2 separate regions of the Homo sapiens genome follow, and region 1 is linked to region 2. Evidence: read pairs that join two places in POLR2A ChIA-PET (ENCODE). Cell type or tissue: B cell. All regions are shown on one strand. Region 1 overlaps ARID1B (AT-rich interaction domain 1B). Region 2 overlaps ARID1B (AT-rich interaction domain 1B).

Evidence for each region. ChIA-PET counts read pairs that join two places held together with the same protein. Peaks named below come from ENCODE experiments on the same cell type or tissue, not always from the same donor. Only the 100,000 strongest peaks of a DNase experiment are listed, where the experiment ranks them.
Region 1: POLR2A ChIA-PET joins it to region 2 with 8 read pairs; 8 of 35 experiments call an interaction of 5 or more read pairs at or near these places.

What each region holds. Positions count from the first base shown.
Region 1 is chr6:156,926,529-156,934,528 of GRCh38, reverse strand. All of the region lies in intron 3 of ARID1B (AT-rich interaction domain 1B), which reads right to left. Among named protein-coding and RNA genes, the nearest start is that of MIR4466, 150 kb to the right of the region's middle. In B cell, no CTCF peak of the experiment used is centred here; a DNase peak (open chromatin) is centred at 6,318; H3K27ac peaks cover 3,663 bases.
Region 2 is chr6:157,010,182-157,018,181 of GRCh38, reverse strand. The region is part of intron 4 of ARID1B (AT-rich interaction domain 1B); the gene reads right to left. Among named protein-coding and RNA genes, the nearest start is that of MIR4466, 230 kb to the right of the region's middle. In B cell, a CTCF peak has its summit at 5,547; no DNase peak of the experiment used is centred here; H3K27ac peaks cover 644 bases.

The sequences.
Region 1 (8,000 bases), 84 kb after region 2:
TCATAAAGAATAAAACAACAGTGGGGAACAAAACACACCCAAAAAACCTGAATAGGCACAATAAACTTATAATTAACACGGCCTTTCTGGCATCTTGTCAAACACTCTTCCAAGAGGTATTCTGCATGGTTTCAGCATTGTGCTGAAATAATTAGCATATATAACCCAAATACCACACCACACCACATTTACTGTATACCAGATCTCTAGCTACCTGTGTATGCTCAGCTACTAAACATTCTACCATCGTTTCCCCCTGAAGTCAAACAGCAGGACAGAATTGTTAAATACTTATTATAGCATGTCTCAATTGGCACTGAAAGTTGAAGAACCAGTTTCTAATTGAAGAGAAAAAAAGAATGGAAAATATTGCTTTAAAATAAAATTATCTCCCTTCCCTTGTCAGTTCAAATATGTGTTGGTATTAAAGAAACATCATATACAAGTTCTACTTCTGTTAAGTCCCTGGAATATTGCTTTAAAAATTAATGTTTATTACTTGAAATCCTATAAAAAGCTTCTGCTGTCCCACCCCTTTCTTGCACACTTAAAATTACATGGCTTCTTAAGCCAGGAAACTTTGGAGCAATAGCTGGTACCACCAAGTACACAAGCTGTACAAACTGGATTTAACCAGCCTAGTGTTGGTGCGACCTGCTTTTCAACACGCTCTGAAATACAGGAGCGTGCCAATAATTCCAGCTTTTCACATGTAGCCCTTCTTCCCTTTAAATACATCTCCACCAAAAAAACAAACAAACAAAAAACAAACAAAAAAAGCCTCAGATATTTAACCTCTACTAGTAATGTACCCAGTTCATATCATATTTTTCTAAGAGAATTCAATGCTATTTGTCTAGGTTTTTATTTGATAACAATAAGGTGAGAGTAAGCACAGGCAATCCAAGGACACTTACAGAGTGGCTCTGCAATCTGGTTGCCAGCAGAGGGTGACAATTAAGCTTGTGGGGCACAAAAGCAAAGGCTGAAAGATTATGACCACTCTCCCCACCACCTTCCCCCTCAAACACCACGTTTCTTCCAGATTCTAGATTTCCACTTGTCACACAGACTTCCCGCTGGGTGCCCTGCAGGTTCCTTTCCATAAACAGCATGGATTTCAAATCAAGCAGGGCACAAGGCCTCTATTCAGGGGCCTTCACCCTGTTACAAAAAAGCACAAAGGTGCAGGACAGCCTCACAATGGGCAAACAAATGAGCAGGCCCCGCCTCCTCCTCCAACACACGTGCACACAGTGTCTGCCCAATGCCTACTTTTTTTTTTTTAAAGTAAACTTCAGCTAGGAAATAGTAACAGGCTCAAAAGTCCTATGCATATTACCCTTTTATGTTTCTTTTTATTTTCTCTTCTTCGCTCAATGAACTGCTTTCTAAAGAGGCTGAAAAAGATCATTACAACTATAGTGGATAAACATTTCAATTTAGACATCGTCCCCCTAAAATAAGCAACACAGACTAACAGACTATGAAAGCTATCAGAAAAATGTATTGTGGCCTTATATTTCACTCTTTAAGGCTTTAAAAGTTCAAAATAATTAGATGCCACCAAAATCTCAAATACTATTCCTAACCACAAGAAGCTTTCAGCTATTAAGTACAGTTGGAAATAAAATCAAAACAAAATTTAGTGAGAACTATTGAAAAGGAAACGTGTTCTGCCTCAGCTTATGTTTGAACATAAGTATTAATTTAATAAGGGAGCACATAGAAAAGGTGCCAAGTTTAAACCTAGAACAATCAACAACTACATATAACTTACAGTGGGACTATAAAGTCTGTTTGGCTGTTTTAATAATGATATAAAAATATTCCATAAGAAACTTGAGCTTTTTCATCTTAAAAAGCTATATTTATTTTTTGGTACATACTTATTTTCATCTCAAGAAGAGCAAATACACAGTAAAAAGGCAATGACAGTATCAGAAAATAAAGAATATGTTCAGCATCATATTTTATAAACAAAGAAGCACAGCTTTACACTTTAAAACATTACTGCCATCTTTGGTTATTTGTAAGTTTAAGCAGCCAGTGAACACCAGTGTGTAAACCAATATACACATATAAATAATTACATTTATCTGCTGTATAGAATGCCATATTGTGGTAATACTGCAATGCACAAGAACCAGGCAATGGAAATGAGGTTTCCCCTTTCAGAATTCATCAGTACTGTTTTTCTACATCTCACTCACAATCTTTTAACCATTGATGGACTCTGGCCTTAACCTTCTTTATGTTACGAGTCAAAGGTTAAAGGGAAACTGACTCACAAACAAAGGTGTGAAAAAAGTTTAGCGTAGTAGTAATTACACATTTGTTTCAGAAATTTTCAGTTTGGTATTTCTTCACCCCGCCCCCCCCCTTTTTTTTTTTTTTAAGAAACAAGGTCTCGATCTGTGGCTCAGCCTAATCATAGCTCACTGTAGCCTCTAACTCCCAGGCTCAAGCAATTCTCCTGCCTCAGCCCACCCATGCCTCCCTAGTAGCTAGGACTACAGGCACATACCACTATGCCTGGCTGATTTTTTTTTTTTTTTTTTTTTTTTAAGACGGAATCTTGCTCTCGTTGCCCAGGCTGGAGTGCATCGCGCAATCTCAGCTCACCGCAATCTCCACCTCCCGGGTTGAAGCGATTCTCCTGCCTCAGCCTCCCGAGTAGCTGGGATTACAGGCATGCGCCACCATGCCTTGCTAATTTTGTATCTTTAGGAGAGATGGGGTTTCTCCATGTTGGTCAGGCTGGTCTCAAACTCCCAACCTCAAGTGATCAGCCTGCCTCGGCCTCTCAAAGTGATGGGATTACAGGCGTGAGCCACCGTGCCCGGCCTAATTTATTTATTTTTTTAATATTTTGAGAGATGGGGTATCACTATACTTCCCAGGCTGGTCTCCAGCTACTGGCCTCAAGTGATTCTCCTGCCAAAGTGCTGAAAATCAGGAATGAGCCACTGTGCCCAGGCCTCTTGTAACAAATGTCGTAGACGCTGACTGAATGCCTACTATGGGCTTATTCCCTTTGCGAGGTACTTGAACATATCACAGTATGAAATGAAACATGACCAGGAGGAAAACACTAGTATCCCACTTCTACTACAGGAAAGGGTAAAGATAACTATTACAAGGGCCTAGTAGAAAGGCCAGGAGCAGGAGTGCTTCTGTTTTCTTTCATTAGGAAATGAATAAAATCCAAATAGCAATATGTAACTTTGAATAAAATGCAGAATAACCAAAACGTCAAAGACACTTTTTAAAAAATTAAAAAGGGAAAACATTCCCATGGTATAAGCTTTGAATTTTTTTTTTTTTTTTTTTTTTTTGAGACTGAGTCTCGCTCTGTAGTCCAGGCTGTAGTGCAGTGGGCGCAATCTCGGCTCCCTGCAAGCACTGCCTCCCGGTTTCAAGAGATTCTCCTGCCTCAGCCTCCCGAGTAGCTGGGACTACAGGCATGTGCCACCACACCTGGCTAATTTTTTGTATTTTTAGTAGAGATGGGGTTTCACTGTGTTGGCCAGAATGGTCTCTATCTCCTGACCTTGTGAACTGCCCGCCTTGGCCTCCCAAAGTGCTGGGATTACAGGCATAAGCCACTCTGCCTGGCCTAGCTTTGGATTTTTTTATTTACCTTTCTGCAATTTTTCAATGTGTTACCAAGTTTAAATGTGAATTTAAATCCTTTTTCCTTTATATACAACTAGAGCATATTTTCTGTAAACAGCACGTTGTTCAGCCTCTTAATATATTGTAGAGCTCATTCTATATCTGCAACTAAATATCTACTTTATTCTTTTTTTTTATGGCCACACAACATTGCATTATTTGTAGGTGGAGTAACGTATTTAACCAGTCACTTATTGATGTACATTTAGGTTGTTTCCAGTCTTCCGTTCTTCATACAGCACTATAGTAAGCATCCTTACGCATATATCTTCACATGAAAATCTCTGTAGCATCAATCTTTACAAGTGAAATTTCTGTCAAAGGGTTGTATATGTCCATTGTCACACTGCTATAAAGAAATACCTAAGACTGCATAATTTATAAAGAAAACAGGTGTAATTGGCTCACAGTTCTGCAGGCCGTACAGGAAGCATGGCAGCTTCTGCTTCTGAGGAGGCCTCAGGAAGCTTCCAATCATGGTGGAAGGCAAAAGGGGAGTGAGGTGGCTCACACAGTGGGAGCAGCAAGGGAGAGAGCAGGGAGGTGCTACACACTTTTAAACAACCAGGTCTCATGAGAACTCACTCACTATCACGAGAACAGCACCAAGAGGATGGTCTGAAACCTTATTCAAGAGAAACCGCCCCCATGATCCAATCCTCTCCCACCTGGCCCCACCTCCAACATTAAGGATTACAATTAGACATGAGATTTGGGTGGAGACACAGATCCAAACTGTATCAGATTGCTACATTTGAAATGTTAATATATACTGGCAAATTGTTCTTAACAAAGGAAGTATCAATTTACACTTACAGTCCATCATTCTGGAATAGAACAAAACTTACTCCAGGTGTCAAACTACATCATAAAAAGTAGCAAAACCAGAGCAGGGGATGAGTGGGAAGATAGGTAGACAGTAACCAAAAAAAAAAAGAATTTAAGAGCATACAGACTATAAACTAACAGATGATGGAGGAATGGAGGAGGGAAAGGAGCACCTTGGTCCTTGACAAACAAATGGCAATGGCACCTAGTAAGAGGTCAGTGAGGAGGCCTCTAGATGCCAGCAAAATCCAACAAAGAGCGTCAGGTCAGAAACAAAATGCAACAGAGCCTCCATGGTGTCTGGATCTGGAATAAGTGATAACTGTCATGTTATTTAAGAAAAGTTTTTCCAATCCTCACATCAAGTATAGATATGCTAGGAAGAGAGTTAAGATGGCCACATTGTTATTATCTTGCAATAATTCAGAATGAGGGAATGAATGACGATTTGAGTAGTCTCAATAATTTCTTGATCCTTTTCTCTTTGTGCTTTGGAAATTCCCTATCACCAATTCCAAATCGTAAAAGGGAAACAGAAGCCTATCCCCAACATGTGAGGGTGGGGGAGAGGTGGCTGCGACCACTTCCACAGAGAGGATGCCTGGTGGCCACACAGCCTGCCACAGTTCGTGAAATCATCCCTAGGCTTCAGACATTTGGCATATTATTGACCTCCCTCCACTTTCTGTGTGTAGATGAATTTCAAATATCATTTCCAAAAGGAAAGCGATATAAATCCATACAACATGCACATCAAGGATGGCATGCTCAGCCCTTGCCACCTCAGGAAAGCCCCACTGACAGCTCATATTCGCAAGAGGGGACTTGTGACAGGTACTGTGCACAGAGGTAGTGTGCACGGTTCATCCTAACGACACCACCACAAGATAGTTGCTATTGTTACCTCGTTTTTTCCTACCAGGAAACAAAAACTGAAGTCATTTGCAGAGCTAGCTTATGAGCACTAGGCTGGAGTAACTGAAAGTGATGGATATCTCTTCATTTCTATAATAACTGTACACTAGAGACAACTGGAAGCTTCAAACACTATCACATAATAAGGGATTGAATATAATTTTAGCTTTTTAAGGTTTTATCCTGGGCTTCATATATTCCCCTAAATTCTCTTTTGAAAAATTATAATCTTAAGTAGTTTATACGTGGAACACTTCTAAAACATCAATTCCAGTAACATGAATAAGTAAGAAATGCGAAAATGAAAAATTCTCTTCCACAGGTGTGAAGGCAAAGCCACACTCCTTATCATCAAGCATTACCAGAAGCCTACAGGCTGGCTGGCAAGCCAGGTGAAGGGGCCCGCCTGCCAGATTATGTTCTTTAAGGATCCTCTACCGGCTCTTCTCTTTCTCCCTGTCCTTTAAGAATGGGGGCCCCTCAAGTGTCTGTACCCCAAGGACTCCATGTGGCCCCCTGCTTGGTGGTGATTCCCAAATCTCTACAGGAGGTCCTTAACTGCATCCTTAATGTTTGGACCTCTGGAGAGAGTGCCTTGCACTCATCGGGTCAAGAAATGACTCTCCCAAATGACCCCACAGACCTGTTCCTTCTCCCTTGGGCCCCCACCTCACCGAAGGAGAGCACCCAAATGAGATTGCTCAGAGCCACCCCACACAACTCATTATCTCTTCTACAATCTGTGCACGTCTGACACATCACCAAAGCCCAAATCATCACCCAGTCCATCCCCTTCCTCCTGATCCGATGGCAGACACCTGCACTGCGGTCAATGCTGCTGACTTCCTCAAATACAAGTGCTCAGAAAATGCCTCCCGAAGGCCTACAGAAGGAAGTTTAAGTCCCAGTCTGGGCTCAGAAGAGCTCTTCAGGCACCCTCCGGCCACCAGGTCAGCTTCTACAGGGCCGGCCCCAGGGTGTGGGGCAAAACCGTACTTCACCTGTTCAGCTGCTCGGGTCCCATGGGCCATGCGGCCACTGCTCCTCGGTGCCTTTCAGCCAGTCCAAGTGGATGCCCTTCCTCCTCCTTACTGTCCTCAAGATCCTGCTAGAAGTTAACCCTATCACCCTCCAAAACAACTACCTCAAACCAACCTCAAATGGGCTCCTCTTAAAGAACTTAGAATGCCATATATTAACTATTTGTGGTGTATCCCAAACTGGACACCATTTTTCTAAGACGGGGATGCTATCGTCTTGGATTCCCAAGGGCCCAGCAAGGATGGGTACTGGATAAAAGCCAGGTGAATGACTGAATGGTTTCTAGGAGCTTATACTTAGAATTAGACACAGCAACACAAAAACAAATGTATAAGGACAAACACATAAAACTGAACAAAACTTGGGCACACATCCAAGAATATTTATCATGTTAGCAGCTACTCTGCCTGGTAAATGTGCTACAGAACACATTTTGCTGTTTGTTACTGGCAGTCTTATGGCAAAAGGATGACTGCAAAATAATGCAGTAAAAATATACTGGAAATTAAGACTGCAGAGAGCATCAATAATGCCACCAGAAGCGGGGGTGGGGTGGGGATCAAGACATTTGATGCTTACCAAAAAACAGATCAGGAATAAAATATCCCACCTCCCAAAAAATGATGAGTTTGACAAAACCTGCAGATCAAACCACTAATTTATAGGAAATAAAAAGGTCCAAGCAACATGTTAAACCATTGCAAATCAATCAGGAAATCCCAGGCTGTGGGAATCTCTACTAGACAAATGTCCCAGTTTCAATAAATAAATGGCAACAGAAAAAAATGAAAAGTGAGAGGACGAGAAGGAGAGGAGATGGAGGAAAATCCTAGAAATGAAGAGTAATTAAAAGATAACAACAAATTGTTAACACTTTATTTGGATCCTGATTCAAACTACCCCACAATGTAAATTAAACAATAATATATATTCCATTTATGAGATTATTGGAAATTTGAATACTGGATAATTGATAGGAATAAATTATATTTTAATAGTGATAACTGTATTATGTCTCTTTTTTAAAGTTCTTTATCTTTTAAAGGCACATACTGAAATATTTACCAATGAAATGATACAACATCTGGGCCAGGCATGATGGCTCACACCTGTAATCTCAGTGCTTTGAGAGGCCAAGGCAGGCGGATCACGGCGTCAGGAGTTCGAGCCCAGCCTGGCCAACATGGTGAAACCCTGTCTCTACTAAAAATACAAAAAATTAGCCAGGCATGGTGGCAGTGCCTGTAATCCCAGCTACTCGGGAAGCTGAGGCAGGAGAATCACTTGAACCTGGGAGGCGAAGTTGCAGTGAGCCGAGACCTCACCACTGCACCCGAGCCTGGGCAACAGAGAGAGACTCCTTCTCAAAATAGTAACATCTGGAATTTACTTCAAAATAATAAAAGGGACAGGGGATACGGGGATGAGAAGGGGGAGACAGAGGTGAAACAAGATGAAGGTGGAGTGACGTGTGCCAGATTAATTACACCATTATCTACTTCTGTTTACATTTGGAAATTTCCTTTTAAAGGAAACTG
Region 2 (8,000 bases):
TACTAAAAACAAGTCAGTTTCCATTTTACTTATTACTTTACTTTTATTTAGAGACATGGTCTTGCTCTGTTGCCCAGGCTGGAATGCCATGGCACTATCATGACTCACTGCAGCCTCAACCTCCTGGGCTCAACCTATCCTCCCACCTTAGCCCCTTGAGTAACTGGGACTACAAGCACATGACACCATGCCCAGCTAATTTTTTTTTTTTTTTTTTTGTAGAGATGGTGTCTCATGTTGCCCAGGCTGGTCTCCAACTCCTGGGCTCAAGCAATCCTTCTGTCTGCCTCAGCTTCCCAAAGTGCTGGGATTTCAGGCATGAGCCACCACACCCAGCCCAGTTTCCATTTTAGAGATGTTTAGGCTCTAGACATTTGCACCACAGCAGAAGGAGCTATGTTGACTTTCAATTTCAAAGCAGATTCTGAGAAGCTATGACATTCTAAATATGAGGCCTTCTTTACTCATGGATTGTCCTAACTACAGGTTTGTTTTCAGATGAATGCAGTCTGGTCTCAGGAAAGACCCCTAAAAAGGTTAAAAAGCAATTACCTAGAGGAATATGAGTTTTTATTTTAGAATTTCAACTAGCACTGCTCATTTGTTACTACTGATGAATTCCTAAAGAAAGATGCTAACTAAATGCCTTAAATCCCTTTGGGAACAAGGTAGTAAGTAAACATATATTTTATAAAATCTAATAGTCATTTAATAGCCAAAACAAACATATTTTATAAAATCTAATAGTCATCTATTAGCCACAACAAACAAACAAAAAGAACATCTTCCTGTGGTCCCCAATAGATGTTTTACTGATTGGAAGTATTACTCTTGAGTAGCTCAGTGAGTATGAATTATTTCCCAATCTGCCTTCCCAAAACTCTCCCTAATCAATAATGTGGCTTTAAAATTTACCAGAATTGTTGATGGATTACCAGAGGTTTCTACACTGGGCAATGACATTTGAAACAAGGGCAATCCACCACTATAACAAGTCCACAGGGAAGGTCCATTCCCTGGGGCGCAGAAGTTGTGTTTGGTGTAGGTTTGTCTAGAGCAACCCTGTCCAACAGAAATACAATCCAACTACATTTGTAATTTACCATTTCCTAGCAGCCACACTAAGCAAAGGGAAACAGGTGGAATTATTTTGATAACATGTTTTATTTGACCCAACATACCCCAAATTTTATCATTTCAACCTTTAAGCAATACAAAATTAATGAGATACAGTAAGTCTTCACTTAACAACATTGATAGGTTCCTTGGAAGGCATGACTTCAAGTAAAATGCCCTACCAGGAAACCAAGTTTTCCATGGGCCAATTGATATAAATAAGAAATAAGACTCAAAATACTTACAATATTAAACATCGAAACAAACGTGAGCTATACATACATTTAAGAAAGATTAGTAAAAATAAGTAATATCATTATTTACCCAAGTATTCCAGTTTGGGTCGCACATGGGCAGAGCCCATCCCTGCAGAGCACAGGCGGGACCCACTCTGGCCAGAATGCCACTCCATTGCAGGGCCACTCACACACCCACAATCACTCACAATGAGACCATGCCGACATGCCAGGTCCCATAACTGGCACATCTTCGGGATGTAGGAGGAAGCTCCACACAGACAGTGGTCCCAGCTGGGAATCGATATTTTTTTTTCTCCTCCAAGTTATAAGGAAACAACATTGAACAAAACAATATTATTCAAGGACTTGCTGTATTTTACTTTGTTTTTAATGCCATGTCTTCAAAATCTGATGTGTATCTTTTACTTGAAGCAGATCTCACTTTGTAAAGTAGCCACAATTCAAGTGCTCAACAGCCACACTGGACAAATCTAGATATTTGGGGTGGGGGGTGGCGATGGTGGCACCTATTTGCAATTGAGTATTGAAGTTTAAAATTACATTGAGGGGGCTCTTTTTTTAAAAACTGAAGACATAATTGCATATAAATGTATCAGTGATTATTGACGTGAAAATACAGCACAAAGCATTAAAAGGGGAAATAACGATTAATACTGAAATGTTTCTAATAATGCAAAAATAGCAGCCAATAGTAATTTGACAGACACTGTCTACAAGCCAGGCTGGCTCAAGTACTGTACTTAAACTAGGCAAATGTCTTCCGAGATAAAAGAACCACTTCTACCAACCCTTCTCCTGAGCAAACTGAAAAGAGTTTCCATTTGTGAGAAGATATCTCCTTACAGATGTATCAAGAGGCTCTGAACCGGTCTAATTTTTGCTGTCTTGAAGGCAATGAAGATGCAGGATTCACATCACAGCTTTGTGTTTCTTTCTGAGGGTTGGGGGATGTATGTAGCAGTGGGGTCGGAGTAATGCTGTGATTGGCACAATGAGGACAGGAGAACATCTACAATTTTACTATCGTGCCAGGAATGAAAGCAGTGAAGTGAAGACAGAATGACAGCAAACGCAGGGTTATACGGTAAGTCAGCACCTGGGAAACTCTGAAGTCAGGAGAACCAACTGCTCCCAATAGAAACAGGCTACAGAAGTGTTCTAACTACAGTGGGTCCCCTTTAGAATAACTCTGATCAGCTCTAGAAGTGTCAAATTTAAAAGTATTATCTTCCTCATGGATCTATCAGAGACAGTCTTCGCACTTTTCTTGAGCAATCTCATTCACACCCAGGAGAATATCAGATATGGCTTCAAATATCAAATATTGTGGTGAATCCCAAATCTGTGTCTTAGTTTCCTCCACCCAAGCTCCAGGACTGACCAGACCTCTCCAACTGCACACTAAACAGTCCCATGAGGATGTCCTTCAAAAACCTTGAATTTAACATGTCAAAAACTAAATTAATTTTCTCTCATCATTCTGCTGATCCCTAACTAACTTCTGTATTGTCAGTTATTGACAAACTATTTCCCAATCTGCCCAAGCTCAAAACTCCGGGACTTATCCATTTCTCCTTGTATTGCTCCAATCAGAAATCATATCCCTGGTGTTTCTTTATATCTCCATCAGGCTCTCATCAACTCTTTATTCTTCAAGTCACAGTTCCGTTCAAACTTACTCCCCAAATATTTTCTCAGTAGCTACGACGTGCAGGGCATTGTGTGAAAAATGCTGGATTAAAAGACACGTGGCATCAAATGTCATCTCGTCTTTCCCAGTCTGATGCCCTCGAGTCAGATTAGCCAGCTGCTCTTCAAAATACTGAGTTATAATAATCTGATTATTTGTTTTTTACTTTAGCCTGCATGTTTCTATAAGATGGAGAGTGGCATATTATTGTGCTATCCTTTTTTTTTTTTTATTCCTGGCATAATACAGAGACTAGTACAGTATTTAGTATACATAAGGTAATTGGTAATTTTTTACTCATCATGCTTTAGTTTACAAAGGAAATTTAATGGCTCTAGATGCCAATCTAAAGATTCATATTTAACTGAAAACTATTGTATTCCTCAAATTTGGAATTCAGATGATCACCCTTCTATCAAAACACTGATTAATTCAATGGTGTTGGTATCACCCCAAACTCTATTGCACATGGTAACTCTGTCATACATCTATAAAGCCTAGTAGCTGTATTGGGTGAGATGAAAAAAACTGCTTATATTCCACAGCAACATAATTACAAATAAGTTTTAACCTATTAAAGTACAGAGTCTCTCTCATCACTTTCAAAGCAGGACCCTACTTACCAATAATTCATAGCATACCTCCCCTTATTTTAAAACTCATATGATAGCTGATTTCCTAACTGTAGCAATCAGGATTCTTAGAAAGAATCGAAACTGAATTTAGCTAACTAAGGAAGCGGATTTCATTAAAAATATTGGATTAGTTTACAGAATCAGTAGTGGAGAACCAGGATTGCATAAAAGGTAAGAACCAAGGGAGACTGGTCAAAAGAAATAATTTGCCCAGAAAGTCACCACCAACAATTCTAATAATGGACACACGATGCTGACAATATTGCTAGATTCCAAAGTCTGTGGAGTTTAATCAGGCAAGAGCTAATGGCTGGCCAAGCCTTAGTCATTAGTCACATGCTCCCTCAGTAGCATCTACGATCTTTGGATTCAGTAGCAGAAAATACATGCTGCGTTTTAAGTTCCATACCTTTCTTTTGTCCCCCAAAGAAAGCAGGTTTATACGCTGAGTCACCAAAAACAAAACAAAAAACACCCAGCAATATTCAAATATTCAATAATGTCATCAAAAATTTCATGATACCCAAAGGTTTTGTGTGTGCATTAGCAATGTACAAAGTCAAGGCACTGATCTTGAGCAAAGCACCGAGTATAAGATTCCCACAGTGCTAGCCTGTGTTACTGAACAGACCCAGGGGGCTGACTCCTTTAATTGATTCTTGCTTGTCACTTCTATTCTGTTCAGGCCTGCCGCTGAATTCCCTTTGTGCTGGTATGTAATTTGGCTATAGTGCAATCAGTTTCTAGTCAGTACAGAAAAAAAGGTAAGTCCATGAGATTGCGTTGCAGGCACCCCTCAACCTTCAGTACACATTCAACCAAAATCTTCCTGTGGTGTTTAATGTGAGTGTTGGATACCAGGGTTATTTTGAGCAAAACACAAAACACACACTGAAATACTTGGCTCGTGACAGATCCTGTTTTCAGTGTTAACTAATCTGGTAAATGCCTTTTAACTAACCCAAGGAAGTAGAGATGAAGCAGTAATAATGCACCTAGCATTTCTTTTTTTATCATTACCTTCAACTGAGGTCTCAACTTCAGGGCACAGCAGTTGCAACACAGAATTCTTTTCCTGCCATCACTCCATCTCACATGAATGGTACTAAGTCCATAGGCTTCAGAGAGCCCTGGATCTAAATGTCATGCAACAGAGGAGGCCACTCCTGGGATCATCTCAGAGGGTAAGGAACTTAGGTTGGGACTGAGCTTTGAAGGCACGAAATGCCTCTGCAATTACTGCCTTCAAAGTGCCTTAGGCAGCACTAGAGCGGCAAAATGGCAAGTTCAAAACTTCATGCCGGCAGGGCGCCGTGGCTCACGCCTGTAATCCCAGCACTTTGGGAGGCCGAGGCGGGCGGACCACCTGAGGTCAGGAGTTCGGGACCAGCCTGACCAACATGGAGAAACCCCGTCCCTACTAAAAATACAAAATTAGCCAGGCATGGTGGCACATGCCTGTAATCCCAGCTACTCGAGAGGCTGAAGCAGGAGAATTGCTTCAACCCAGGAGGCAGAGGTTGCGGTGAGCCGAGATCATGCCATTGCACTCCAGCCTGGGCAACAAGAGCGAAACTTCATTTCAAAAAAACGAAACAAAACAAAACAAAACCTCATGCCATACTTAAAAACCTCACCATGTAAGGTCCCATACCATTCCTATTATTTGCGCACATTTGTTGCTTTCATTGTTAATCTGCAGTATTATTCATAGATCTGAAACGAACACTGGATATTAACAGAGTATAACTTCTTATTTCATAGATGAGGAAAACGGAAGCCAAATAGGATAAATGACTGTCTAAGGTCACGTACAATTATTTGAGGAAATTAGACTAAAGCCTAGGTCTCTTGCCCCCTGGGTGTTACTCTTTGTACTACAGTATACCAACCCAATAATGTCTTCTATTTACAGTTGGCTAGAGTCAACTACTGACAACCAAGGCCAGTTGCATAAAGGCAGCCTCCAGTTAGCCTCCAGTATACCATATATTCACCAAAGGTAGCCCTAATCCTCATCATGTATTCTCAATCTAAGTGACTTTGTTCTTAGTTTACACTTGACTTGTTTGCTGACAATGGAGCCCTCATAACTGCCTTATCGGCCCACTCCCATGTTCTCACAACTGCCTGGTGGACTTCTTCAACATGGACTAACTCATGTCATTGCAGTTTTTTGCCTTTAATTCCACAAATTAAACACAATTATTACGTTATATCATGTTTGTTTGGCTTTACTGTGCCATTCTATCTGTTTACTATTCCATCCTACATCTCAGGTATTCCTTCTGGGATAATTTTCCTTTGTCTTAATTACATCCTGCAGTTCTTTCAGAAGAATTTTAGAGATCTTTGGTAAAACTCCCTCAGCTGTTGTTTAAAATGTGTTCATCTTATCATAATTCTTGAACAGTACTTGAAACAGTCTTGCTAAATTGCTATTTTATAGACATTTATGTGTTTCTTCTGAGTTCCATGGTGTTACTGCCAGTCTATTTCTTTATAGATGAGCTGCGCTTTTTCTCTGGCTGCTTTCTAGACTTTCTCTTTGTCTTTGATGTTCTATAGCTTCGGTCTAGGCATAGATTTCTTATTCACACCTGGAATGCAGTATGCTTCCTGAATCTGTCGGTTCCTTATTATCATAAATTCTGAGAAATAACTGTACCTTTTGAAAAATGCTACACAGGTATCAACCAAAATAAGGTAGTAGAGAAAGACAACAGTAGGAAGTCTTATGGTGCTTATGCATTTAGATTCATTTGTAATAAAAGTCAAATCCTCTGATAATATTCACATTAACACTATACAAAAATAAATAAAATGCAACTACAATTAAACTATGGACCATTATGTCTATTGTGAAACGGTTGTTCATGGACCGTGGTTCATAAAAACATAACTTTCTAAGGAAAGAATTCTTTCCTCAAGACTTTAAAATGAATTTATATCACATTTTCATTTTATACTTCACCATAAAAATTCCCATAGCAGAAAATAATGCAATACTTCACACCAATTAAGCTTTCTTTTCAATTTTTCCACTTAGTTCATTTTAACTAATCAAGGCATAACTGCTACATAATTTGTTTTTGGCTGTAACTACTGACTAAAGGTGTAGAATTCATATGCAAGGGAATTTATCATAGAACTACAATACTTTTTGGACAATTAATTAGAGCTTGAAGGAACTACAAAATCCTCAAATAGCAATCTAATTATCTTGTGTTCATTTTTCCAACTCTTTAAATGTCGATAATATATACATGCTTTAATGACAATATGGAAATCCTTGACCATGATTAGTCACCAAGAGTTTATCATACCTGCACTAAAAACAAAAGGTAAAAGAGAAAGTAGAACAAATGAAAAGAAGTACAGAATGCTTTCTCCATTCAATTTGCCCATTCTACACCCCCTCAAAGCAAAACCAAAAAAACTTAAAAAACACACACCATAGGGAAAAGGAAAAAAAGAAAAACTATGAGAGGTGTCCTGGCCTTCGGACCAGGCTGTTGCAGTTAACTGCATGACTCATGTCTCTTTTCCTTCGTTAAAAAGTTAAACTAATAATTCCCTATGATAGTTCTATTAGTGATCACAATCTATAGATTTCCTACAGAAGGAAAAATAGGAAAGTAGCAATTTCATAGCTAAAAACAAAAGAGGTCACACCTACTTTCTTATCGTGAAGGATTAAGCACTAGAGAAAGATTTTTCAGTTTCACACATGCAAAATTTCAATTTAGATAAATTGACACAAGTTGCTTTGCCTAAACTGAAAAGAAGTCTTGCTACATGAGAACAGTTAAAAACAACAACAACAAAAAACAAAACAAAACAAAGCAAAAAAAAAAAACAGGCCGGGCATGGTGGCTCACGCCTGTAATCCCAGCACTTTGGGAGGCTGAAGTGGGCGGATCATGAGGTCAGGAGATGAGACCGTCCTGGCCAACATGGTGAAACTCCGTCTCTACTAAAAATGTAACAATTAGCTGGGTGTGGCAGTGCTTGCCTGTAATCCCAGCTACTCGGGAGGCTGAGGCAGAAGAATCGCTTGAACCTGGGAGGTGGAGGTTGCAGTGAGCCAAGATCAGCCACTGCACTCCAGCCTGGCAACAGAGCTAGTCTCCATCTCAAAACCAAACCAAAACAAACCAAAACAACAACAACAACAAAAAAAAAAAAAAAAAAAAAAAAAACAGGCAATGCATAAATGTTAACAAAATTAGACAGAAGCCTAGAATTTTACTGATCAGGAGTAAATAATAGCTCGGCCCTATTCAAGATTACCCAAAG